Regions from separate parts of the Homo sapiens genome. Here all the other regions are linked to region 1. The links are chromatin loops, found by intact Hi-C in ENCODE. Cell type or tissue: B cell. All regions are shown on one strand. Region 1 overlaps ATXN1 (ataxin 1). Region 2 has its middle 29 kb from the start of DTNBP1. Region 3 overlaps ATXN1 (ataxin 1). Region 4 has its middle 59 kb from the start of ATXN1. Region 5 overlaps ATXN1 (ataxin 1).

Evidence for each region. Peaks named below come from ENCODE experiments on the same cell type or tissue, not always from the same donor. Only the 100,000 strongest peaks of a DNase experiment are listed, where the experiment ranks them.
Region 2: a loop joins it to region 1, with 7 times the contacts of the local background. A loop is called at or near these places in 2 of 110 quality-filtered maps.
Region 3: a loop joins it to region 1, with 6 times the contacts of the local background. A loop is called at or near these places in 22 of 110 quality-filtered maps.
Region 4: a loop joins it to region 1, with 30 times the contacts of the local background. A loop is called at or near these places in 6 of 110 quality-filtered maps.
Region 5: it touches region 1 in a loop (6-fold over the local background); 58 of 110 quality-filtered maps call a loop at or near these places.

What each region holds. Positions count from the first base shown.
Region 1 is chr6:16,329,315-16,334,314 of GRCh38, reverse strand. All of the region lies in intron 6 of ATXN1 (ataxin 1), which reads left to right. Among named protein-coding and RNA genes, the nearest start is that of GMPR, 93 kb to the right of the region's middle. RefSeq lists a silencer at 1,923-2,217 and an enhancer at 1,923-2,217. In B cell, CTCF peaks have their summits at 1,790, 1,989 (motif pointing left) and 2,819 (motif pointing right); DNase peaks (open chromatin) are centred at 2,034 and 2,794; H3K4me3 peaks cover 593 bases; H3K27ac peaks cover 638 bases.
Region 2 is chr6:15,689,172-15,694,171 of GRCh38, reverse strand. No RefSeq gene overlaps it. Among named protein-coding and RNA genes, the nearest start is that of DTNBP1, 29 kb to the right of the region's middle. In B cell, CTCF peaks have their summits at 2,520 and 2,720 (motif pointing left); a DNase peak (open chromatin) is centred at 2,741; H3K27ac peaks cover 323 bases.
Region 3 is chr6:16,418,035-16,423,034 of GRCh38, reverse strand. The region is part of intron 6 of ATXN1 (ataxin 1); the gene reads left to right. Among named protein-coding and RNA genes, the nearest start is that of GMPR, 180 kb to the right of the region's middle. RefSeq lists an enhancer at 1,782-1,831. In B cell, no CTCF peak of the experiment used is centred here; DNase peaks (open chromatin) are centred at 1,904 and 2,784; H3K4me3 peaks cover 779 bases; H3K27ac peaks cover 3,745 bases.
Region 4 is chr6:16,817,551-16,822,550 of GRCh38, reverse strand. No RefSeq gene overlaps it. Among named protein-coding and RNA genes, the nearest start is that of ATXN1, 59 kb to the right of the region's middle. In B cell, no CTCF peak of the experiment used is centred here; no DNase peak of the experiment used is centred here; H3K27me3 peaks cover 175 bases.
Region 5 is chr6:16,512,520-16,517,519 of GRCh38, reverse strand. All of the region lies in intron 5 of ATXN1 (ataxin 1), which reads left to right. Among named protein-coding and RNA genes, the nearest start is that of ATXN1-AS1, 250 kb to the left of the region's middle. In B cell, a CTCF peak has its summit at 2,981 (motif pointing left); a DNase peak (open chromatin) is centred at 3,029.

The sequences.
Region 1 (5,000 bases):
AACCCTGCTAGTAGGCTAATTGAGCTGTTGAAACCAAGGGCAGGCATTTACATTTATTCTCATTGATCTTAATTTTCCTGGTTTGGTACCATCACTTCCGGCTTCTTAAGATATATTTGAATCTTATTCGCAACATATATCCCTTCTAGCCTTCTGTTACTTCGAAATATGATAACCAAAACACTGTATTAGTATTGAATAGAACAGAACTAAAAATAGAGTTCTGGCATACCATTTGCTTCACACTGACATTGAACAATTGAGGTCCCCGTCATACATACTAGAAACGGAATGAGTGTTTGATGAATGAATGTGTGATCCACTTTGGGGGCATGCCTGTTCAGTCAACCATAAAGGCATCTAATTATAGCTATCATCCAATCCACCTTTCTCCATTCTAGATACTCCAAGCATGTCGGGTTTGGACCTGTTTTTAATGCTTGGCCAAAATGAAGTGCTTTCTGCCAGTGCACCACACAGGCCTTCCAGTTTAGTGATGTAATAAAGCTGGAAGGAGATTGGTGAGTCAGCACTTTGAGAATCCTTGACATGCCCAAGTAACCTCTGTCCTCACACCCAGGTATTCTGCCCTCTTCAGTGTTTGCATACGTAGTTTTTCCAGTCCTGGCACAAGCTCATCAGCCTGCTCTTCCTCTTCTTTAAAGCTGAAACCGTGCCCTGTTTGTCCATAGATATACAGGCCAGGCAGCCATGGGTTCATTCAAACTGAGAAGCACAGGATTGGGGGTGTAGGAAAAGCAACCCATTTTCTTGCCCTAGGTTTAAGATGTATTTTTAGGAGTTTATATATCAAATTCTAAGAGCATCTTCCATTCTGAGCAGTTGGCTGCTATTTACTGGACTTGCAGTCAGTGGGCATATATTCCCCACATCCCTAGCACAGAAGCATCTCATTTTCCTATCACTTCCCAAGCAGTCTGAATCCATGGTAATAGCAAAAAATTTCTCGAAATGAAATTATAGCAAAGAAAGAAGTGTGGAGCTTCCTTTGTTAAATTTCATTTTTCTTCCTGGGAATGATTGAGTTGTGTATAAAATTTATGATAATAGCCTTTTTAAAGTATATTTCTCTGCAGTTGTGTAAAGAACCAGAAGAAAAGCAGCATTTGTTATTTGCAGCCGTATTAGGTTTAGATGACCCCAGAGGAAGCAGTGGAGCATCACCTAAATATTAGATGTTTATCTCCGAGGCTCCATCAACTCTGTGTTTACGTACAACACCTAGTTTGGTTTCCCAGTGCCTGCTCCATTAGGAAGAGGCTAGAGATGTTTAATTTGCTTAAGAGTTTAGCAGTAGAAAATTTAATCGGATAGCTGCTAGGGTTTCTCAAACCTTACTGTGCATAGAATCATCTGGATATCTTGTTAAAATGCAGGACTGGGTGGGGCCTGAGAGTCTGCATTTCCAGCAAACTTGCAGAGGATGCTGATGTCACGGGTCGGAGGACCACACTTCGACTAGCAAAGCCTTATACCACTGGGCTAAATTTAGAAATTATGATAGAGAGATAGTTAATGTAGCTCTAAAGCGGCTTAAGATGAATGTATTCAGAACAGTGATTATCAGGCAAACCATGGGTAGCAAACTCTAAATACATTTGTCTTGATTCATCTATTAACTCTCCCTCCAATTTCCCTTTTCCAATAGGAATGTTTAAACAGTGCGATCTGCATATGTGGCTCTCTGGTAATTTGGCATTGATATAATTGTGCATGGCCCCATGTTTGGAAGAAATCTTTTTGTTGTGGCAGGTGCTTCCAGAGATAAACTCCTCGGGGGTCCCCTGGGAGGGCAATTCAGGACACAGAGGCCAGTTGTCTGCAACTAGAGACTCTAAGAGCAGAAATCCCACTCTCCTTTTTTCTTTTTTCTTCTTTCGTTTCTTTTTCTCTCTTCCTTATTTTCCAAATCTACTTTTCCACCTTCATAAGTTACTTCTTTGTTGTTTAGTCCCATGATCACCCGATAGACCAGGAATGTGGTGCCATCCTGGGGCGCCCTCTGGTGGTTCATTGAAAATACAGCAAGACCCAATCTCTACCCGTGGGTTTCCCCTTATCAGTACTGAAAGCTTACGGGGCCCAGAGAAGGGACACATACCTCAGCGTTAGAGAGCCCTGTCTGCTCCGTGCTGCACTGGTAAATAGCCCTAAATGTAGGAGGAGGATGGGTGGAAACTTTTATCGGTTTGGCCCCAGCTCGCTGCAACTGCTGTCTTAATCATTGTGTCCTTGATTTCTCATTGGCAATCTCTGGAAAAGATGCTGTTTATCAATGGATAAGTTTTCAGAAGAATAAATTTGGATTTGTGTGTTAAGGCCAATATGTCTTAGCAATCATTTCGCAGAAGACCAGTCCAGTGAGTCTTCAGGGCTGACTAAGCCGATGTCTCTCAAATAAACAGTATAATTAAACCTGAGCACTACTGAGAACCAAGTCAGCATTCTTTTTCAAATTTACGAAAGCTGGCTTCCTAAAGAAGTACCTTCAGAGGAGTTTTCTAGTTTTGTGTATTGTGCATTCAATTGTACAGGCAATGTTACATTTGCATTGCTAATAGACCCTTCCTGAATGTGTTTGACATTTTACTTGGCTTTGAAAGGACTTTTATGCCGCTGCTTTTTCTTCCCTAGTGCTGCCTTGGGCTAATTAACCTATTCCCTTACTGGCTGGGCCTACTATATGCAAATGTTCTCATTTTGCATTCTGACACATCACTCTTGCATAAATATCCCTCATGAAACCCTGTGGGGTTTTATTGGATCAGTGCTGCAGGAGGGCCAGCAGGGGGCGCATGGACTGGTTCTCTCTGAGTAGGTCTCACGCATGAGTTTTCCTTGCTCGTTGGTATGGAAATGTGGGAGCGTTTGGCATTCCCTTTCTTAAGAGTGAGTCTTGAAATTTAAAGATAAAAGTTCATTATTAGAACTTCTTTTTACAAGGGAAGGCTGTACAGAACACAGTTATTTGTCACTTACAAAAACCCTAGGTGGGCAGGGCGCAGTGGCTCACGCCTGTAATCCCAGCACTTTGGGAGGTAGAGGCTGGTGGATCATTTGAGGTCAGGAGTTCGAGACCAGCCTGGCCAACATGGTGAAACTCCGCCTCTACTAAAAATACAAAAATTAGCCAGGCATGGCGGCAGCCGCCTATAATCCCAGCTACTCAGGAGGCTGAGGCAGGAGAATCGCTTGAACCCGGGAGGCGGAGGTTGCAGTGAGCCGAGATTGGCACATTGCCCTCCAGCCTGGGCGACAGAGTGAGACTCCATCTCAAAAAAAAAACACCTGGGTTGCGAGAGTAAATAAGTGACATTACTCCTTCAACACTTCATTTCTTCAGCATAAGTGTTTTAGGGTTTTTTTAACCTTATTTTTCATTTCCGTCCCAGTCTTTAAGCGCCTCTCTTGTCATATGAGAAATTCTATTCTTACTGAAATGTCCTTTGATATCGAGACACCAAATTTCTAAACCTGCACCTTCCTAGATATCTGATCAAAATCATTAAGGATTGAGAACTTTCTGTTGTATCATTTGTCATTTCATTATGATGTTCATTGATGATGTTGGAGCAAAACCAATAAGGGCCATTAAATCATTGCCCCTTCCAAGCTGGCTGCAGTGGCTCATGCCTGTAATCCCAGCACCGGGAGGCCAAGTGGGTGGATCACTGAGGCCTGTTCAAGACCAGCCTGGCCAACATGGCAAAACCCCACCTCTACAAAAAGTACAAAAATTAGCCGGGTGTGGTGGCGTGCACCTGTAGTCCCAGCTACCTGGGAGGCTGAGGTGGGAGGATCACTTGAGCCCAGGAGGCACAGGTTGCAGCAAGCCGAGATCACGCCACTGCACTTCAGTCTGAGCAACGAAGCAAGACCTTTTCAAAAAAAAAAAAAAAAAAAGGAAGGAAGGAAGGAAAAAAATCATTGCCCCCTCTAAAAAATAGTTACAAAGTAGGGGGCAGAGTAGAGAAAGGGGGTTATGTTTCAGTAGGGATTTCAGTGTTGCTCCAACATGGACAAGGATTGAATGCTGAAGGCCGCTACTTTATTGTGTTTGTTTTAAAATCGGATCATTGGCTACACACAGTGGCTCATGCCTGGAATCCTAGCACTTTGGGAGGCCAAGGAAGGAGGATTTCTTGAGGCCAGGATTTCAAGACCAGCCTGGTTAACATAGCAAGACCCCATCTCTCCAAAGAAAGAAAGAAAGAAAGAAAGAAAATCAGATCATTGAAAAGAGGGTCTGGATGTGAGATACCAAAACCCAAGGGTGTGGAATTCCCAAAGCCCAATCCCACAGCTCTCAGAATCACAGCATGTTGCACTGTGCATACCTACAGCTGCTACCTGTGGAAGCAATCACATCCGCTGCTTGCTAGCCTGGGTCATGTCAGTTCCACTGATATTTGGCCTCTTGTCTGTTGGGCATTGGTTTGCCCACACAGCAGCAGTAACTCAGACTTCAGTGGTTAGTAAGAGACTGAGATACTTGACCATAAGAACTGGCTCCAGGGTCACCATTTGTATGTCCAGGTTTGAACACACTGATCTGATTTGTCTGAAAGAGCTGTCGTCTCTAGTGTTAATGGCGAGTTGTTACTTTCCAATGAGAAAGGGGACGGTGTGAAGGGGAACTTCAATGACAACTTGAAAAGGAAGAGAGAGATGGACAAACCAAGCATGTAACCCACTGAGAAAACATTCAGTGCACTAGCCCTATTTTTGTATGGTATTTGGGTTTTTTAACCATAATCAAATTCGGTTTTTAACAGTCTCACTCCGTCATCATATGAGTGGCTGTACTGGGAATTCTTTTGAAACTTGCAGAGAACAGGATTATTTCTGGCGGCCTCTGCTGAGTTGGCGTGTGTGTGTGTGTTTGTGTGTGTGTGTATTAGGGAGAGGAAATCGTAGGTCCAGTGTGGACCCAGAGCTAAGGGGAATCTTGGAGAGTAGTGGCTCTGGCAGATGAGGAT
Region 2 (5,000 bases), 640 kb after region 1:
GTTCTCCTTGCCCACTGCCTAGACAGAGCTGATTTATCAAGATGGGGGAATCGCAACAGAGAAGGAATTTAATTCATGTAGAGCTGGCTGTAGGGGAGACCGGAGTTTTATTATTACTCAAATCAGTCTCTGAGAATTAAGGGATCAGAGTTTTTTTTTTTTTTTTTTTTTTTTTTTTTTTTGAGACAGAATCTCGATCTGTGGCCCAGGCTGGAGTGCAGTGGCGCAATCTCGGCTCACTGCAAGCTCCGCCTCCCGGGTTCACGACATTCTCCTGCCTTAGCCTCCTGAGTAGCTGGGACTACAGGCGCCCGCCACCACGCCCGGCTAATTTTTTGTGTTTTTAGTAGAAACGGGGTTTCACCGTGTTAGCCAGGCTGGACTCGGTCTCCTGACCTTGTGATCCGCCCACCTCGGCCTCCCAAAGTGCTGGGATTACAGGCGTGAGCCACGGCGCCCAGCCAGGGATCAGAGTTTTTAAGGATAATTTGGTGGCTAGGGGACCGTGAGTCAGGAGTGCTGATTGTTGGGTTGGAGATGAAATCACAGTGAGTCGAAGCTGTCCTCTTGTGCTGTCTGGCAGTCCCTGGGTGGGGGCCACAAGACCAGATGAGCCAGTGTATCCATCTGGGTGGTGCCAGCTGATATATCCAGCACAGAGTCTGCAAAATAGCTCAAGCACTGATCTTAAATTTTACAATGATGATTTATCCCCAGGAGTAATTCAAGGAGGTTCAGAATCTTCAGAATCTTTTCTTTTCCTTTTTTTTTTTTTTTTTTTTTTTTGAGATGGAGCCTTTCCCTGTCGCCCAGGCTGGAGTGCAGTGGCGCAATCTTGGCTCACTGCAACCTCGGCCTCCTGGGTTTAAGCAATTCTCTGCCTCAGCCTCCCAAGTAGCTGGAATTACAGGCGCGTGCCACCAAGCCTGGCTAATTTTTTTGTATTTTTAGTAGAGACGGGGTTTCACCATCTTGCCCAGGCTGGTCTTGCACTCTTGACCTCGTGATCCACCCACCTCGGCCTCCCAAAGTGCTGGAATTACAGGCGTGAGCCACCGTGCCTGGCCAGTTCAGAATCTTATAGCCTCCAGCTGCATGACTCCTGAACCATAATTTCTAATCTTGTAGCCACAAGATTAGAGGACTAATAGAGGCTAATCTATTAGTCCTCTAAAGGCAGTCTGGTCCCAAGCAGGAAGGGGGTTTGTTTTGGGAAAGGGCTGTTGTCACCTTTGTTTCAAAGTTAAACTATAAACTAAGTTCCTCGCAAAGTTAGTTCAGCCTACACCCAGGAATGAACAAGGACAGCTTGGAGGTTAGAAGCAAGATGGAGTTGGTTACGTCAGATCTCTTTCATTGTCATAATTTTCTCAGTTATAATTTTTGCAAAGGCGGGTTGAGTCCCCCACAACGTGGGGTGGAAATTACAAGGATCCTAGAGTTAGGAAACCTGGGTCCTAATTCCCACTCCATCAGCTCTTGGTTATGTGACCTTGGACACGTCACTTGAACCTTGTGAGTTTCAGTTTTCTCATCTTCAAAACAGAGATCACAAGAGACTTCCTCAAAAAGGCTAAATCCTCATCTGTTAAAAGAGAAACTCAGTAGATTGTTTATAATCTAGACTCAATAAAACAAGAAATAGTACCATGGGTACATCACTTAGAGATCTGGAGGTGACCCCCAAGAAATCCTGAAAATAGAAACTGTTAAAAGTTCCTAAAGGTCGCCTTTAGCTGGAGAACCAGGGGTGGCGTGTGGGAAGGAATAGACTGGGAACGTTCCTTCTCATGACAAGCTCTTTCGTGGTATTTCATGTTTTTAACATCAACTTTGCTTTGAAAAGTTTAAAATCGGGCCGGGCTCGGTGGCTCACGCCTGTAATCTCAACACTTTGGGAGGCCGAGGAGGGCAGATCACGACGTCAGGAAATCGAGACCATCCTGGCTAATGCGGTGAAACCCCATCTCTACTAAAAATACACAAAATTGGCCAGGCGTGGTGGCGGGCGCCTGTAGTCCCAGCTACTGGGGAAGCTGAGGCAACAGAATCGCTTGAACCCGGGAGGCAGAAGTTGCAGTGATCGGAGATCGCGCCAGTGCACTCCAGCCTGGCAACAGAGCAAGACTCCGTCTCAAAAAGAAAAGAAAAGAAAAGTTTAAAATCGTTAAAACAGATTTCTGAAACCCGAGATTGAGTTTTAAAATAAAAATGAAACTGGGAGAAATAGAATACCTCCCTCTCAAGGTTCTGGATGAACTGAGAACATGATGTGTGAGAATGCTAAGACTCCAAAGATGATATCCTGCCTGTGTTTTTAGAGGGAGGGAAAGGAGAATGTCGTCCTGCTGTCCCTGAAGAAACTGACAGGAGAAAGTTCCTCAGGAGTTTTGATGGGTCACTCAACCCTGACGGGGCAGCGTCTGTTTATTCCACGCTTAGTAGCCTACGACGCTGCCGAAGAACTTTATAAATATTTTTTATGCCAATGATGAATTCCAGTTACAGAATTTAAATACAAAGAGGAAAGCTCCTCCTGGGATTCTGATGCAGGGCAGCGTCTCCAGGAAGGGTGCCCCTTCCTCAGTTGCCTCTCAGATACGGTAGACTCTCCCTACCCTCTCCAGTGAGGAGCTCAGCGCCAGGAGCGTCGGAGCTGGCAAGATTGACACGAGCTGCAGCGCCGTCTGGAGGCACGCAGGGAAAATGAAATGAGGTGATGGTTCTGCAGCCTCAGGACCGGACCTCAGGCTGCGGTCTGCCCTCTAGTGGCTGTAGACGTTAGTTACACTTCGAAAATGCTCAAATGGGCCAGTGAAAACTTTTGAGTTAACTGAAAAAGAAACTAGGGAGACAGAGAAATGAGAAATCGTTCAGATGGCACATTGTTGAGACGTCAGCGGAAGATTGGGTTTCTGCTTCTTTGGATTCTCTTCTCTAAGCCAGTGGTTCCCTAGAAATTGGAAAAATAAGGCTAATACACAAAGTAAAAATGCATTTAAGTTCGAGGATTGCCTTTCCTTCTGAGATTTTTGTTCTGCTGAATTTGGGGGGCTTTGTGAAAGTGACGGCAAGTCTCAATTTTCTTTCCATGTCTCATGTCCTCTCCCAAATATTTTGGGAACGTTTACTCATTTGTTACACGCCTACTTCTAGACTCGATAAAACAAGAAATAGTACCATTTATAGTACCAAGAAATAGTATCACTGTTCCCTCCCATCGAGACAGTCTTTCCAATTCAGAAGCAAAGAATTACTTTCAGGTGGAATAGATGTCCAGGATCATTCAGATCCAGGAAAGACAAGGTGTTTCCTCTCCTAGATTTGAGACCTAGGCAGGACCAGTGATCTGTCCACTGTATAATACAGCACTTTGCAGTTGGCAGAAATTCAGTAGGAAATGCTGAAAAGAACAAAGGTCATGGGTGACAGATGGGGCCTAGAGCCCAGATATTCTGTCCTTTTCACCACACCAGGATCCTGAGATTTCTGGAAAGACATGTGCAATCTGCTTAATTGAAAAACTGCCAGGTTTTCCTAACAGGAAGTTGTTGGACTGGGGACAGGTACAGCAGGAATCCAGCAGGGAGAATTGGTGTTTGTCATGCTGAAGGTGAGCCTTGGAAAGTCTCATTAGATATTATCAGAGTGCAATGGGGGATGTGTGGGCAGGTGTTATCTCCTTTGACGGTTTTTCCTACGGGCTGGGATATTAATAAGACTGGGGGATTGGGAGGAGTTACTGGGTGGGGGATACAGAGGAAGGCTTTGTGCTCTGCAGAAAGAAAATTGAGAAATAAAGGTCTATGAGAAATGGGAATGTTCTACACCATGGAACGAGCAAGGGAACAGAGCCTTAAAACTAACTGTGAGGTCAAGTGCCATGTGGCTCCCAGAATAACCAGGGGCTCTGACTGCAGGGAAGCACCGAATACTTCACACTGTTAACAACTTAAAAATGCCAAGCCATGTGCCAAAATGCCCTCCAAACCGTTCTGTAAATTTAGATTTTCATAAATTCTGTATTACAGTTCCAGAAAAACTTCTCAATAATATATTTAATGATGTTTGGTGAGGACATAGAGAAACTGAAACCCTCGTGCATTGTTAGTGGGAATATGAAATGATGCAACCTCTGTGGAAATCACTTTGGCAGTTCCTTAAAAAGTTAAATATAGAATTACCATATGACCCAGCAACTCCACTCCTAGGTATATTCCCAAAAGAACTGAAAAAGAGGTATTCAAACAAAAGCTTGTACACCAGTGCTCACAGCAGCACTATTTACAGTAGCCAAAGATGGAAACAACCCATATGTCCATCAACTGGTAAGTGCTTAAAGAAACTGTGGTATATTCATACAGTGGAATATTACTGAGCCATAAACAAGAATGAAGTACTGATTTGGGCCATGAGGTGGATGAAACTTGAAAACATGCTTAGTAAAAGAAGCCAGACACAAAAGGCCACATATTATATGATTTCACTTACATGACCTATCTAGAATAGGTAAGTCTATAGAGACAAAGATTAGTGGTTGCCAAGGACTGGGAGAAAGGGGAAGGGGAGCAGACTGCTTAATGGGTAAGGGGTTCCCTTTTGGGGCAATGAAGATGTTTTAGAACTAGATGGAGGTGATGGCTATGCAATACCGTGAATTATATACTCTTTATGTTGTTGTTGTTTTGAGGCAGGGTCTCACTCTGTCGTCCAGGATGGAGTGCCATGGTGCAACCTTGGCTCACTGCAGCCTTGACCTTCCAGGTTCAAGCCCCTCTCCTACCTCAGCCTCCCAAGTAACTGGGACTACAGGCCACCACACCCAGCTAATTTGTTTATTTTCTGTAGAGACGGGTTTATATACTCTTAAATTATGAAGTTTATGTTCTGTGAACTTTACCTCAATAAAAAATGTTTAATATTTAAAAATATATTTAATAAATAGTCACTTTAATAACCAGTTACTAAAGAGATAATAAAAAGATACTGCAATCTAAATA
Region 3 (5,000 bases), 89 kb before region 1:
TTATGAAAAATGAATTCTAGAGTTCCCTTTCTGAAATTTCTTACCTGAATCAGATCAGATATGACAATTCTATTTTTTAAAGCACCTTACTGAAAATAAAGTGCTTTTCAGTAGTAAACCTTTAAGATTCCTGGTTTCCCTCTGACTTGTGAAAATATGAAAGAACTGAAATTAGACCACATTGGCCCAGGTTGGGAAAACAGATGGCAGAGATAAGGCAGATCAAAGAAACATCTCTCTGTGGGTGAAGGAGTTCCTGGTTGTCATGTATCCATTTTTTGTAGCGTTTTCCCTACTTGAGGAGGCTGTTGTGAAGGGCAGGATTCTTCACTGAATCTTTATTGTAAAAGGCATAGGTGTGTCTTGGGTGGATTCCAGTTCTCAGGTTGATTTGCTTGACAACTCTTAGGAAGGAACAATTAATACTGCTGCCCCTCAACTAGCTAGGGAGATTTCACTGTGGAGGTAGAAGTCGGATTCACTGAGGCAGAATTGCCAGGGCTTGAGACCCTTCATGCCTCTCTTTTCCAAGTCTCTCTCTCCAAGAAAGGGTGAACTTTTCAAGTCAAAGAGCAGGGACGTAAATAAATGCAGTTATGGCTGTCTTAGGAGGATCCATTCACTTAAGGCAAAGGTCTTAGAAGTTACAGAAGAGGAGAGAGAATGGGAACTACTGTGGCACCAGGATGTCTGGAGAAGAGAAAGTGCGCTTACTGTGCACAGCTTCCTCTCCCTCACCTGCGCCACGGTGAACCCACCTATATCTTTCTGCTGGCAAAAACATTTGCTCAGTGTGTCGCCGGAGTACTTGAGTGTCTGATATTTCTCAAGGCAGAATCTACCTCACTGTCTCTGAAACCTCAAAATATGTGGCCCTCTCGAAGGATAACAGTTGGCAGCAACCTAAGGCTGTTCTGCTCCAACTTGGAATGAAGAGGAATATGATTTGGCCATTCTTCTTAGCACAGAGGCAAATAAAAAAAAAAACCCTTATATACTTCAAAAGATGAAGATCTTACTTCTTACTGGCTATCTTTGCACCAGGTCCTGGGATTGGCATATAATAAAAAATGCATATGCAGTGGCCATGAAATGGGCTTAAAGGTCAATCTTGGCTGCCAGTCGTGGCTAAACTGCATTGTATTCCATGTTTTTTTCCATATTGCCCCTGCAGTGTACATATACATGCACAGTCATGGCCCCTGCACACTGTGTACACACTCACGCCTGCACACATGTATGCATATCAACGCCTGCACATGTACTTGTATGCACACTCACCCACACATGTGCATTTGTGTGCACTCACTTCTGCACACCTATTTGCATGCACGCTCATCTCCCACAAATATGTATGCATGCACACTCACGCCCCCCCCACCCTCCCGTGTGAAACTCTGCACCTGCTTGTCTTTACCCTCACCCTTGAACCTGTGTATAACCTCATAAAGTAGGAAGAAGCCCAGTGTTGAACTCTACAGCCTTTTACATTCAAAATGGTTTTGAAAAATGCCCATTCAGAGGAACAGGAAAGCACCAAACCTAAAAGGTCTGAGGACCTTTCCATGCTTTCTGTCTCCTAATCTCAGAGCTGTACCAATCTGTTATTTAAAAATTAGTCATTATTTATCCAAGGCAGGAGGGGACAAATGTAACTGTTAGTTCAGTAAATGATTTCATTCTTTTTTTTTTCCTGTGTCCTTTCTACTGTTAAAGTGACGAAAATGACACCACGGTTTGATATGTGGGGTTGGTTTCAGTTTGAATAATCTCATCCTTAGCTGCATGTGAACTCATGTCTTCTCACACTCTATTAGATAAAAGCCTAAAACAGGAAGGCCAGAAACAACTGTTTTTAAAAAGCTCATGCTACCCTGGCAACTTAAGTTGGAAGAACCTAATAAATAAATACAAAGCTGCCCCTCTGTCCTAATGTACTTCTTCTGAATTCCAGCTGGGCACCTCATGGTTTCATGCCTGAATCACAAAGGCGAGTGCCAGTACCCAGCCAGAGCAGTTTTCCTACCATAAACCAGTAAATGTGTGTGTATCACATGTAAGTCAGGGTCAGATGGGGAAAATCAACTACAAAACCGCAGAGACATTATGCAAAATTGGATTACGTACATGTTTTCAGTTTTGTCTCTTAGCAGTTTAAGTCTTTAATTAAAATACACACGAGAGAGAGAGACAGAGAGAGAGAGAGAGAATCTGTAACTGTTAGATTTTATAGGCCCCGGTTATGAGATAATAGCCTTCCAAGTAATTTTTATGGGTCATTCTATCTAGTGGCAACTTAGACTATAAAGCCATCTCCCAGCTTCCCAAAAGTAATGTCTGTTTTCTCACTTTCTAATAATTACTTCAGATTTGAAAGTAAGGAGTTGTCACAGTGAATACAAATTAGAGTCAGCTTCAGGGTATTACTAAATGTGGATTGTTTTGTTCCGAGTTTTATCCATTTTAGGCAGAGTAACATGATCATTTATATACATCTGCCTCTATGCAGGCTGTGTAGACATACTCAGAACACCAGCTTCACCTCTTCAGTCTTCTAAGACAGTCTTTCTAATACTCTATATTGTCTAATAGCTAAGCTATTGTTAAATAAAAACACGCAAATGTTTGCAGTTAGGCTCCCCCCTCCATTCTCAACCTCTTAAGTGATACAGACAGTAAATGCATTTTGATGTTTATTTAGAAAGTTGGCATCCTGGGACTGTTCACAAGATAGCTAATTTGTCTGAAGGTCCCCAGAGACAGTGAAAGTCATCCCACCATCTCTCTAGCTGCCCTCATACCGGGGAAGTAAAATGCAGCATAGAACACTGCAGCTCACGTTATGGAGAACAGTGGTGCTATGGTGATTTCCTTTCTATTCAAATCATTTAGTGAGGATTTACATAATTTGCATTAACGTGTGACTTTCGATCACTTATGCTGCAGCAGAGTATTCGTTGCCTATGTTCTCTAAGGCACCAGTGTGGTGGTTCATGTGTCCTTGTATAAAAGATTACTGTCCTCCCCATCCCCAGTCTTTGTATCTGTGCACCAGAACAAAATGCCCTCGGATCATGGCCACCCAGGCCAGAGAATGAGGACCCACACTTTAAAAACCCTGTAGATGATAGGATGAGCGGTCCTCATCCGTCCCCTCCCTGAGAGTGAGGTTGGGTTGGAGTAGAAGGATGGACTCTGCCAAATGATGACAGCAGCCCTGAGAGTCCTTCTCACAGGTGGCCAGCTCTGTCCCCTCCAGCCTCACCACACATTCCCCTAGTACACAAAGGCAGACCCGGGCAGCCACTCAGCATGCACATGTAGCAGTGTCCCCTGTACACTGGTACCCTCAAGGCCTCCCTGGCACCTTTGCTTGTTACGTTGGCTGATTTCTTCAAAGGGAAATATGGGATGTGGTGCAGCCTGGCCCTCACACACTCTGAAAATAGCACTGCCCAGGGCCAGGCCTTTTCCTTTGCACACTGCCATACCCACCCTGGAAAGTACTCCATGGTTGTATCACAAGAAAACAGCCATTTGGGCATTTTAAATTACTCAAAATATTATAAAAATATTTATAAAATATATTAATGTATATATTTATAAAATACAAAGAGTATATGATTACCAGGCAAATGAGTAGACAGTGATAGAACTATCATAAGAATAGGATTGGCTATTAATTATAATAATGATTGGAATAGATAACATTTATTGAACATGTATTATGTGCCAAGCACTGTGCTAAAATATTTACATGCAGCAGTTCATCAAAAGCTCATGGGAAGCCATGTGCAGTGTCATGCACCTGTACTCCCAGCTACTTGGGTGGCTGAGGCAGGAGGATCACTTGAGCCCCAGAGTTTGAGCCTAGCCTAGGCAACATAGCAAGAACCCATCTCAAAGAAGAAAACAATACAAAAAGCTCATGACAGTTGTAAGACATATGTACCATCATTACCCTTATTCAACAGAAAAGGAAATTGGGGCTTAGGGTGGGTGGTTACCTTACTTGTACAAAGTCACACAGCTAGTAAGTGGAGGAGTTGGTTCAATGAAGGATAACCAGGGAAGCATCTGTGGGCATATCGAGGCCTGAAAATAGGAACACCTTGGCCAAATTTCAGACCATGACATCAAGCGAATGCTTGAAAGCTAAGGAACAAATAGAAATATGTTGTATCATTTATAACAAATTGTTACCATTAACACCTACAATTATTAGCGTTAGGAGTATTGCGGTGGGAATTGAACAATGAGAACACATGGACACAGGAAGGGGAACATCACACTCTGGGGACTGTTGTGGGGTGGGGGGAGGGGGGAGGGGGGAGGGACAGCATTAGGAGATATACCTAATGCTAAATGACGAGTTAATGGGTGCAGCACACCAGCATGGCACATGTATACATATGCAACTAACCTGCACATTGTGCACATGTAACCTAAAACTTAAAGTATAATAATAATAAAATAAAATAAAAAAAAGGAGTATTGCATGGTCAGACTGTTCAGATCTCATGAATGCTCCCTGCTTCTCTATTCCTTCTTTGATTTGACATGTGCCAGGCCATGTATTCCAGTGGATTTCTGTACTTTCTACTTTATTCCAAAGGCTAAGCATTCCTGAAAGCCACAGAGGGAGTTGATGTGCTTAAGGAAAGAAGTATCGCTTAATGTGGCCAAAAACCGATTCCATTTCTGTACAAATGCAAGGAGTTTTTGCCAGGAGCCAGGGATTAATAGTCTAGAGGAAGGGACTAATTGTACACAGGAACAATATTTACTTTTATAATGGGAATAGTTTGAGACAGTGCATCTTCTAGACACAAACATTCAGTAGGAAGGGTTATGCATTAATTCTTTCATTTAATGAGCATTTTAAGCACCTATTATGTGCCAAATATCTTTTCGTAGCTCTACAACAGTGTTCACTTCTCAATCTTTTGCTACACCAGAGCGTTGGGACCATGCTCCCATTAATCACCCTGTCTCAAACA
Region 4 (5,000 bases), 490 kb before region 1:
CCTAAGAAATGTTTGCTTAGAAACAGATAAAAATGATCTATAGTTGCATGAACCTGATAGGTGTTTATAGAGCATTCCAGGTTACTTGAAAACTGTGTGTTCTCTTAATTAATGTAAGATTAATTCTTCTTACTGTGTATTCTGCATTACAGAGTATGAAGAGAACTGTGTATCCTCTTAATAAATGTAAGCATTTATCAGCTGTCTCTTACCCCCAGTCTTGGGGATATTGTTGTTTCGCTTTATTTTTAACTAAGTATACAAAGAAGATAGGATTTTTAGAACTCTGCTAAGCAAACCCTATCTTCATAGATACTGCAAATGAAAACATCAGTCCTAGCTACATCGCCACAATCTTTATTTCAATTTTTGCGTAACTAAGGGCTGCAGGGATCCAAACTCCAAAGTCCACGGGACTGCTAGGGCACTTGGCCTGTGGCCATTGGAGCGGCCAGTGTTGGTGACCACACAGGGACCTGTCACATATCACTCTTTGATCTTGAGCACTGTTCAGCTGGCAGCTGGGCTACATGTGCAAATACCTGCAATCTCTGACTGGCCAGGAGAAAAAACAAAGTTGAATGACCTACTACCTTGTCTATGGATCCAGGCCCTGAGAACTTTAGATGAGGTCTGGACCTTTCGTTCCTGAGTTGACAGCCAGTAGGCCATGAGGGAGCACACATAGCTTGTAGGGTTGATTGGGGTTGCCCCTAGTTGATCCCTGTGTCATCTATGGAGCAAGGGCAAGTTCAGGGCAAAGGTGCAAATTCCACTAACCCACTGTCCCAGGGATGTGTGCTGAAGAAGAAGGGGCTCAGAGCTGGATGATCCAGGCTTCAATGAAAATTTGCCCACCATCATCATTCTGTGTCCCTACCTCCAAGCCCACGGCCTGTCACATAGGATACCCTTGATAAAATGAATGAAAAAATGAATGAATATGTATTTCTTTGTTGAATGAATAGAAGGTACCAGGCCACACAAGTTTGTGTGTTGAAAAGTCTGAAGCAAAGGACATTTACCAAGGTAGCAGCAAAGGAGTTAGGAAGTATGTGTCCTATCTGGTAGTACTTGCTTAGGAGGCCAGGTTCCAAACATCCAGTCTCCAACCTGTGCTCAAAGGAAAGCATGTTGCCTCTTTTGAGGCACAAACTTGTGATGTTTAGTAGGCTCACTTATCTTGCAAATGGAAATTTTATTTTCTTTTCTAAGAGACAGGGTCTCTCTGTCACCCAGGCTTGAGTGCAGTGGTTCACTGCAGCCTCAACCTCCTAGGCTCCAGCAATCTTTGTGCCTCAGCCTCCTGAGTCGCTGGGACCACAGGTGTGTGCCACCATGGCCAGCTAATTTTTTATTTTATTTTTATTTTTTTGTATAGATGGCGTTGCCATCTCCTCAAAATAGGGTTGCCATCTCTATAAGATGGGGTTGATGAAAATGCCAAAAGCAATTGCAACAAAAGCTAAAATTGATAAATGGGATCTAATTAAACTAAAGAGCTTCTGCACAGCAAAAGAAACTATCAGCAGAGTGAACAGGCAACCTGCAGAATGGGAGAACATTTTTGCAATCTACCCATCTAACAAAGGTCTGATAACCAGAATCTACAGGGAACTTAAACAAATTTACAAGAAAATAACAAACAACCCCATCAAAAAGTGGGCAAAGGATATGAACAGATACTTCTCAAAAGAAGACATCTATGTGGTCAACAGATTATTAAAAAGTCAGGAAACAACAGATGCTGGTGAGGGTGTGGAGAAATAGGAATGCTTTTACACTGTTGGTGGGAATGTAAATTAGTTCAACCATTGTGGAAGACAGAGTGGTGATTCCTCAAGAATCTAGAACCAGAAATACCACTTGACCCAGCAATCCCATTACTGGGTGTATACCCAGAGGAACATAAATCATTCTACTATAAAGATACATGAACACGTATGTTTACTGCAGCACTATTTACAATAGCAAAGACATGGAACCAACCAAAATGCCCATCACTGATAGACTGGATAAAGAAAATGTGGTACATACAGACCATGGAATACTATGCAGCCATAAAAAGGGACATGGAAGAAGCTGGAAGCCATTATCCTCAGCAAACTAACACAGGAACAGAAAACCAAACACAACATGTTCTCACTCATAAGTGGGAGTTGAACAATGAGAACACATGGACACAGAGAGGAGAACAACACACACTGGGGCGTATTGGGGGATGAGGAGGGGAGGGAGAGCATCAGGACAAATAGCTAATGCATGTGGGGCTTAAAACCTAGATGACGGGTTGATAGGTGCAGCAAACCATGGCACGCGTATACCTATGTAACAAACCTTTATGTTCTGCACATGTATCCTGGAACTTAAAGTAAAATAAAAATTAAAAAAAATTTTTTTTGGAGAGATGGGGGTGCCCAGGCTGGTCTCAAATTCCTGGGCTCAAGAGATCCTCCTGCGTCAGCCTCCCAAAGTGCTGGGATTACAGTTGAGAATCCCAGCCAAAGTGCACCTGGCCAAAATGATCATTTTTTAAGTTGATGATAAACTGGAGGCGGCTCAGGCTTGCTGAAAGCTCTCTGCTTTTTAGGATCAGCCAAATATTAGCTTGCATCCAGTAGGTGGCACTTTGACAACAGAGGCTCCTAAGCCCTTTGTGCAGCTTGATAATGGTTTATCAATTTATCTAAACTTTTAAAATGAGAAGATTCAAACCACCACAAGCAGGTGCGCAGTTATAGATGATTGGTATTTGGCTATAAATAACATCATAACTCTCCAAAGGCCCCTAATTTCACCCTGAGAATTGGAAACTTTTCCTGTGAAAATCTAAGACCAAAAAAAAGAGTTAATGTCTTGAGGAATCCTGAAAGAAATAAAGTTACAGGGCCATCCCTAGCGCTACGATGCTTGTGTTTAGTGATTTCTTTTTCTCCTATTAAACATGCCATCTGGAAGCAAGCTTACCATCTGGAAGGACATTAAGTGGGTTCCAGATGGATCTCCCTTTGATCCAATCGATATGGACAGGAGAACACCCAGAACAAACTCTATGCCATATTCTGAGTTGGCTGCTAGAACATCGATATTTCAGAACACAGGCTAAAAACAAACATTGCACGAATAGGTGAGGAGCAGGCTCTTCAGTAGAAAGGGGCAAACCACGGGAAAGAGCAAAACCTGCAGAGAAGGGCCAGGTGAGATAATACAGAATTTGAGGGCACTCAAGGTGCCTACAACATTACAGGTTACTACCTTGGAGAACTGTGTCATCCTTTCAGCTTTCACTTTGTTTTAATGAAAAGGTCACAGTCTATTTTCATTGTCTGGCACATCTGAGAAGAGTGGTAGAAAAAAGTTAAAGATTAGCTCAACTTTTTCACCCCATGTCTGTGCCAACCTGCTACCCACTCAGTGCTACAGAGACAGAGGAGACAAAGTCAGGTGTGAAGGTGCCTGATGTTTCTTTCTTCCCACCAAACTCAGCAGCCCCAAAGCCAAGATTTGAGGACTGGGATTACTAGGGGTTAGGAAGGCAAAGAAAAACGTGGAAAATATGAGTCGAAGCTCTATCCTTACTTGTATATATCAATACATGTGTATATCAATACTTAACAAGCTCTATCCTTACATGTATATATCAATACATGTGTATATCAATACTTACTTCACCGGGGTAACTACTTAAAAACATTTTTTGTTTTTGTTTTTGAGACTGTGTCTTGCTCTGTCACCCAGGCTGGAGTGCAGTGGCACAATCTCACTGCAGCCTCCGCCTCCTGGTTTCAAGTAATTCTCCTGCCTCAGCCCCCTGAGTAGCTGGAATTAAAGGCACACGCCACCATGCCCAGCTAATTGTTGTATTTTTAGTAGAGATGGGGTTTCACCATTTTGGCCAGGCTGGTCTTGAACTCCTGACATAGTGATCCGCCCGCCTCAGCCTCCCAAAGTGCTGGGATTACAGGCATGAGCCACCGCACCCAGCTCTATTTTTAAGTAGTTTATCATCAACTTAAAAAATGATCATTTTGGCCAGGTGCATTTTGGCTGGGATTCTCACCTGTAATCCCAGCACTTTGGGAGGCTGAGGCGGGAGGTGTTGTGAAGAGCAAAAATGCATGCAAAGAATCTGATACAATGCCTGGCGCTTGTAGATGCTCAAGAAACTGCAGTTGTTTGCTTGCTTGCTTTTTAAGTTAAATAATGCCTTCTTGTCATGGTAGACAAAACAACTTTATAGCATTCATTCATTCAAGTGTCACAATAACTTTGTGAAATAGGAGGGGGTTATATCTCGACTGTTTTATATTAATGTCTTAATATTAATATTAAGATTTTAATACTAATATTAAGATCTTAACACTTTTTGCTCAAGACAAAAAATGGTGCTTGGAGATTTTTAATGAAACTCTAAAGTTGTAGGTCCAATAAATGGAGATCTTGGACTTGAAACTGACTTAATTGGATTCTAGCTTCAAGGGGTCTTTCCATGGTGCCAATTGCATCATCCTTTTCACAACTTCAGTGCTTTTGCTTTTTCCTTAAGTTTACTGTAGTTCTGCATCGGTGCGCCTAGAAAGGTGGCAAAAATACTTACTGAGACTTTGGAATCTTCTTTCAAGGGAACCCCATTTCCAGTTGTTTTCCCTCTCTCTCTTGCTCATGCTCTTGCGTTCATTCTCACTGTCTCTCTCCATAAATATATATCTTACATAGAGTAAACCATTTTGATTCTTTGGAGATGAGGTTATCTGTGTATGAATGGAATGTTTCTACCCTGGGCTAAAACAGTAAAGGCAGCAGAAAGCACTAGCCCTGGTATTATTCAGAAAGAGAATCACTGCTGTAATTCTATGCTACACATAAAATTTAGTGTACTATACATTTGGTAAATTATATATAAAATAAAAATAATTGTAGCTTTTAGTATAGGTAGATAGGTAATGGTAATATATAATCCAAACTAGAAAATGATAAAAGACAATTCCCTAAAGAACAGT
Region 5 (5,000 bases), 180 kb before region 1:
GCATTCTAAGCACTTACAACATGCCCAGTACTGCTTTATTTTAAAATTTAAAATAACTTTTATGTATCTTGCATATATTAACTTGTGTAATTCTCACAACAACCTTACAAGATACATTTTAAACTCGTTTTGTGGGAAAGGAAACTGGGGACATGAAGAGGTCAAGTGGCTGGCCCACAGTCTCACAGCTAGCCTGACTCCATAGCTTTTTTTCTCTGCTACCTCTCAGAAACTGACTACTGTATTTGTGTGAATGAACAAATGACTGAATGAGAATTTTAGAAGCCCAGACCAAAATCATTAAATAGACCTAAAGACATTAGGGTCAACACAAATAAGTAAAAATGATGAGCCATGGTTGACACAGAATCAAGGCCATGGCTAAGATAAATTCACAGATGAATAGCTAATGCCTTCTTGTAGCCATTGCACTTAATTCCTGATGATCCATGCCTGCATGGTGGTATTGGTTAATGCAAATGAATAATTGTTATTACGTATTGGGAATTATTTCCTAGTGGGAAAATATCAAGTCATCAGTTATGAGTTAAGCAGCTACTGCTTGCGAGGCTCACAACTAAATTTTGGGGAAAATGATGAGAGGAAGGAAAATGTGAGTTGGAGGGTGAAAAGGTAAGCCCTGAAAGTACAAGCCAAGGTCACTGTCTTCAAGAGGCTCTTGTCTCATTAAGTGGCAAGGAGTGAGTAAAAGTGACATTAAGGCAATTAAAAGATACTGAGGGCAGTAAATATAAAGCCTAGCACAAGGCATTGTTAGACATGATTCATTACCAAATGGTAATAATAGAGAAAATAAAAGCTATTGTATTAGTCAGGATAGGATAAGCTTTTGTTGCAGAAAGGTCAACCCTAAACTTTCAGTAGCTTAGCAAAATAAAAGTTTATTTCTCATTCATACAGTGACCGCTGTGGATGCAGTATCTCTCCAGGACAACTGTCCTCCATGCATAACTCCATGATGCAGTCTGCTTTGATCTTTTTATCCAGCCATCTAGGGGCCTCTTTCATGATCACTGGAAGAGAGAAAAATTGGAAAATTGCACCAGCAATTCAATGCTTCAAAGCTTTGGCCTAGAAGGGACACTTGTCACCTGCTATGTCCTAAGCATGGCTTTTAGCTTTTTGTATAACTCCCAACGTCCCAGTCCTCTCACACAGCACACAGTAGGTGCTCGATAACGTGTAGGGTAAAAGAATGAATGAACTTAAGAATGCATTGTGACTTGCTCCTGATGGTGTTGTAGCAGTAATATACCTGGCAGCCCCCAAAGCCCAGGCTTGGAACAGTCAGATCTGGCTCAAAAATATTTACTAAAATTAAAAGAGCATTAATAAAAATAACAACATAGTTAACATTAATTAGCTATGGTGATGGGACAATCATAAGGACACGGGCAAATTAAACTCAATTTAGCAGGTGGCTAAACTTACGCTAAAGCCCCGGCCTGCCAGACATTGGCCTTGTCTTAGACACATCACTGTCTAACAGTCCAGAGCTCAACTCACAGTTCACAAGTCATCTGGTCCCATCTTGTCTTTCTGACCTTGTTCCTCCTGAATGAGATGGAGATCATTAGGCTTGTTAAAAATTAAGAAGCTTTATTAAGGCAAAGTTAACCTGTCTGGGATGCTTCCATGATTCCATCCCAGGTGTATGGACCACCCTATACCATCCCCCTCCTGCATCCGCTTCTCTCATGCTTTCATCTTTCATCTGGGGTCCTGGTGAACAGACCACAATTCAGCTCCAGATCAACGAAGAGGGGCTTCCAGACAGGGGCCACGCATATGCTGAGGAAAACACAGCAATCTAACATGTAAAGTAAGTGGGAAGCTCCGTGTAGGACTCAACACGGAGAATGGACAGCTCATAGAGAGAAAGGGGGAGACTGCCTTGGACAGGGAGATAGGGGTCACACCACATGTGTCAGACCAAAGAATGGGGACCCCTCAACCACATTCGCTACGTGTGTATTATGTGGTGAAGAGAAACCTGCCTGCGAGGAGGACTGAGTCCCAGCCACTGACAGATTCCCAGGACACGGTGCTTCTTGTTGGTTTGTGGTTTGGGGGTGGTAGTGGTAGGGAGGGAGGAGTGGTCACTGTGTAAATGGGCAGTGCTGTGGGGAGGGGTCCTGAACTGGGGGTTGGCAGTCACTGGAGATTTTTCAACAAGTTGGGGATGTGAAGAACCATGTTTTAGTGAGATGAGCTTTACAGCTGTGTCCATATCCCGTGAGATGGTGGAGAAAAAAGAGACTGGGGTCCCAGAGGGAAGGCAGTTGCAGGCGTAAGGAGATAAGGTTTTGAGAACTACTGTGGGCGTGTTACAAAGGGACCGATGTGGAGGACACTACAAAGAAAGAGTTGAACAAACTGAGCAACTGGGTATTAGAAACAATGAAAGGAATGGAGTCAGAGATAACCCAATTTTTGAGCCTAGGTGGCTACCGAAGGTGTCCTGTGTTGTACTTTATGGATATTATTATTATTAATTATTATTATTATTATTATTTTGAGACAGAGCCTCGCTCTGTCGCCAGGCTGGAGTGCAGTGGCGTGATCTCGGCTCACTGCAACCTCTGCCTCCCGGGTTCAAGTGATTCACCTGCCTCAGCCTCCCAAGTAGCTGGGATTACAGCCTCCCACCACCACGCCTGGCTAATTTTTTGTATTTTTAGTAGAGATGGGGTTTCACCATGTTGGCCAGGCTGGTCTCGATCTCTTGACCTCGTGATCTGCCCACCTTGGCCTCCCAAAGTGCCGTGGATATTATTTTAATAACAGTGTCATCCCATGAGATAGAGAGCCTGTGGCAGAACCCAGGGATTGCCTGGGACCCAGATATGCCCACGTGAGTATCTGAGTTGCCTTAACCCCACCTCCCTTCCTTCGAGCCCTCCCTCCCCAAGGTTTAGGATCAAATCTTAAATCAGCAGCAAAACTGCCAGGCTGAAATTTCATCTCCATCCTGGCCCTCTAGTGGAGATAAAATGGTTTGAATGTGGGCGAGAAAGTAAAACGGAATGTGTGGTTGCTGAGTCTAGCTGTTGATAAGAGAGGGTTCACCATCCACCCATGAGAACTGTCTCTCTCCTGCTGGTGTGCCTCGCTCTCAGACGCAGCCTCCCTATGGCTCTGGGACATGAGGGGTAATGTCTTGCCGGTTGGTAAAATTCTTGCAAGCTGACAGTCTTTTTTTGTTTTTCTTTTTTTTAAGCTCCACAAGGCTACTGCACATTGCGTTCTTGCTCTTTGTGATCCAACAAGAGGGAGTCAGTTTTGATTTGGGAGAAAGGAGGAAGAAAGCTGTTTGATGGGCGAGAGGAGGCATGTATTGATTGCATTCCCGTTTTGCTTTCTGGGGCTGGCTGGTCATGTCACTCTTCATAGCTGCCTGGCTCTAGTGGTAGAAGAGAGTCTAATGAGAGACGCTACGGCTGTGTGCAGCTTGCACACAGCAACTCTTCAGCTCCAAGGAATCAGAGTGAGCTCCTGAGCTCCCTGGGATTCAGAGGTGCCTCAGCCCCAAATCTTTTTCCCCTGCATTTAGGCTAGAACAGGAAAGATGCTACTGGGAGAGAAGAGAATTCCTGACATCTTGCCTTTCTTGTCTGCTTTCTGCTTGGGTCTGTGGAGCAGCCACCTCTGGGCAGAGGTGCAGGAAGTGTGACAGAACAGGAAAGCTTTAAAGTCACTGTCTCCCTCCCTCCCATGCCCTAGGCTACCCTTGCTGGTCAGAACCTCCTGCTTACTCTGGTGGACAGACACCTGAGTTGCTGCTCTTGATGAAGTTTCTCCCACTTCTTCAAACCAGCAAGGCATAGGACCCCACTTGGCTTGGAAGACACGTGACGCTCTTGATCATTTCAGTCCCTTTTACATCCCCATAATATCACCGTGGCCTGTTAGATTGATTTGTGAGTAAGATTCCTTGCAAATAGCAAGATGATCGGAAGCCTCTATCTTTTCCGGGGGAGGTGCATATTTAAACAGACAGCCTAAGCTATTTATAGATTGTAATGTATTGTGTTACAGGGAAAAGGTGGAAGTCAACAGTAATGTTCTGTTCCCCATTTCCTATAGTTTCAAGCATATTTTCTTGCTAGTCCTAGAGACTTTAAACATTTAGAATCTCCAGTGATATCTATATTCTTTTGATGTACTTTGTGTAGAAACTCAAGCACGAGCAGGCTTCAGAGTCAGCTAACCAAAGAATCTTGGGGCTTTTGATCACTTTCCATTAGCACAAACAGTGATCTCTGCCCTGTTGTATATTGTTTGAAAGGACATTTGCTGTTTAATGAAGATAAACATGTTGCTGGGTTTTTAATATGTCTTCTCAACTCAGGAGCTGAAAAATGCATACATGAGATTAGTTCTGTTGGCGTAGAAGGGATTCTGCGTGCCCCAAACATTTTCCTAGCCGTTGGCTGAACTTTTGAAATGTGCTTTGCACTGCAAGAACAGATACTGAACAGATATTTTACTTAGAAAGCCTTCTGTTTCAATGGTGATTCCCAGGGGCCACTCAACCACATCTTACTAAATAATATTTGGTCAAAAGAGAAACGTGAGTGCAAGAAGGACACATGATCACAGCCACTAACAAATTCCTAGAAAGTGCTGCTTGTTGTCATTTCTGGTTAGGAGGTGATGGTGATGGCAGGTAGAGGGTCTAAGCCATTCTCCTGTCTCTCTTTTAAAGTACATTCTTCTGTTGCTGTAGCTCCTGGCATTGGCTGTCACCCTCACTTGCAGGAGGGAGGGAATGACTGTTTGTTGCTGTTGGTGTCTGAAAATCTGTGGGCAGAACTTTTAGAAAAAGCAGACCACAGAGCCTGCTATATATTTTGTTCAGCCCATTCTATTTCTCTTCACTTTTTAACCGATTGCGACAAAAAAAGGGGCCTGCCTTCTAAACTTGTCTTTATCTTTAAAAGAGAATACCTTTTATAAATGCTTAGAACTTGGAGATG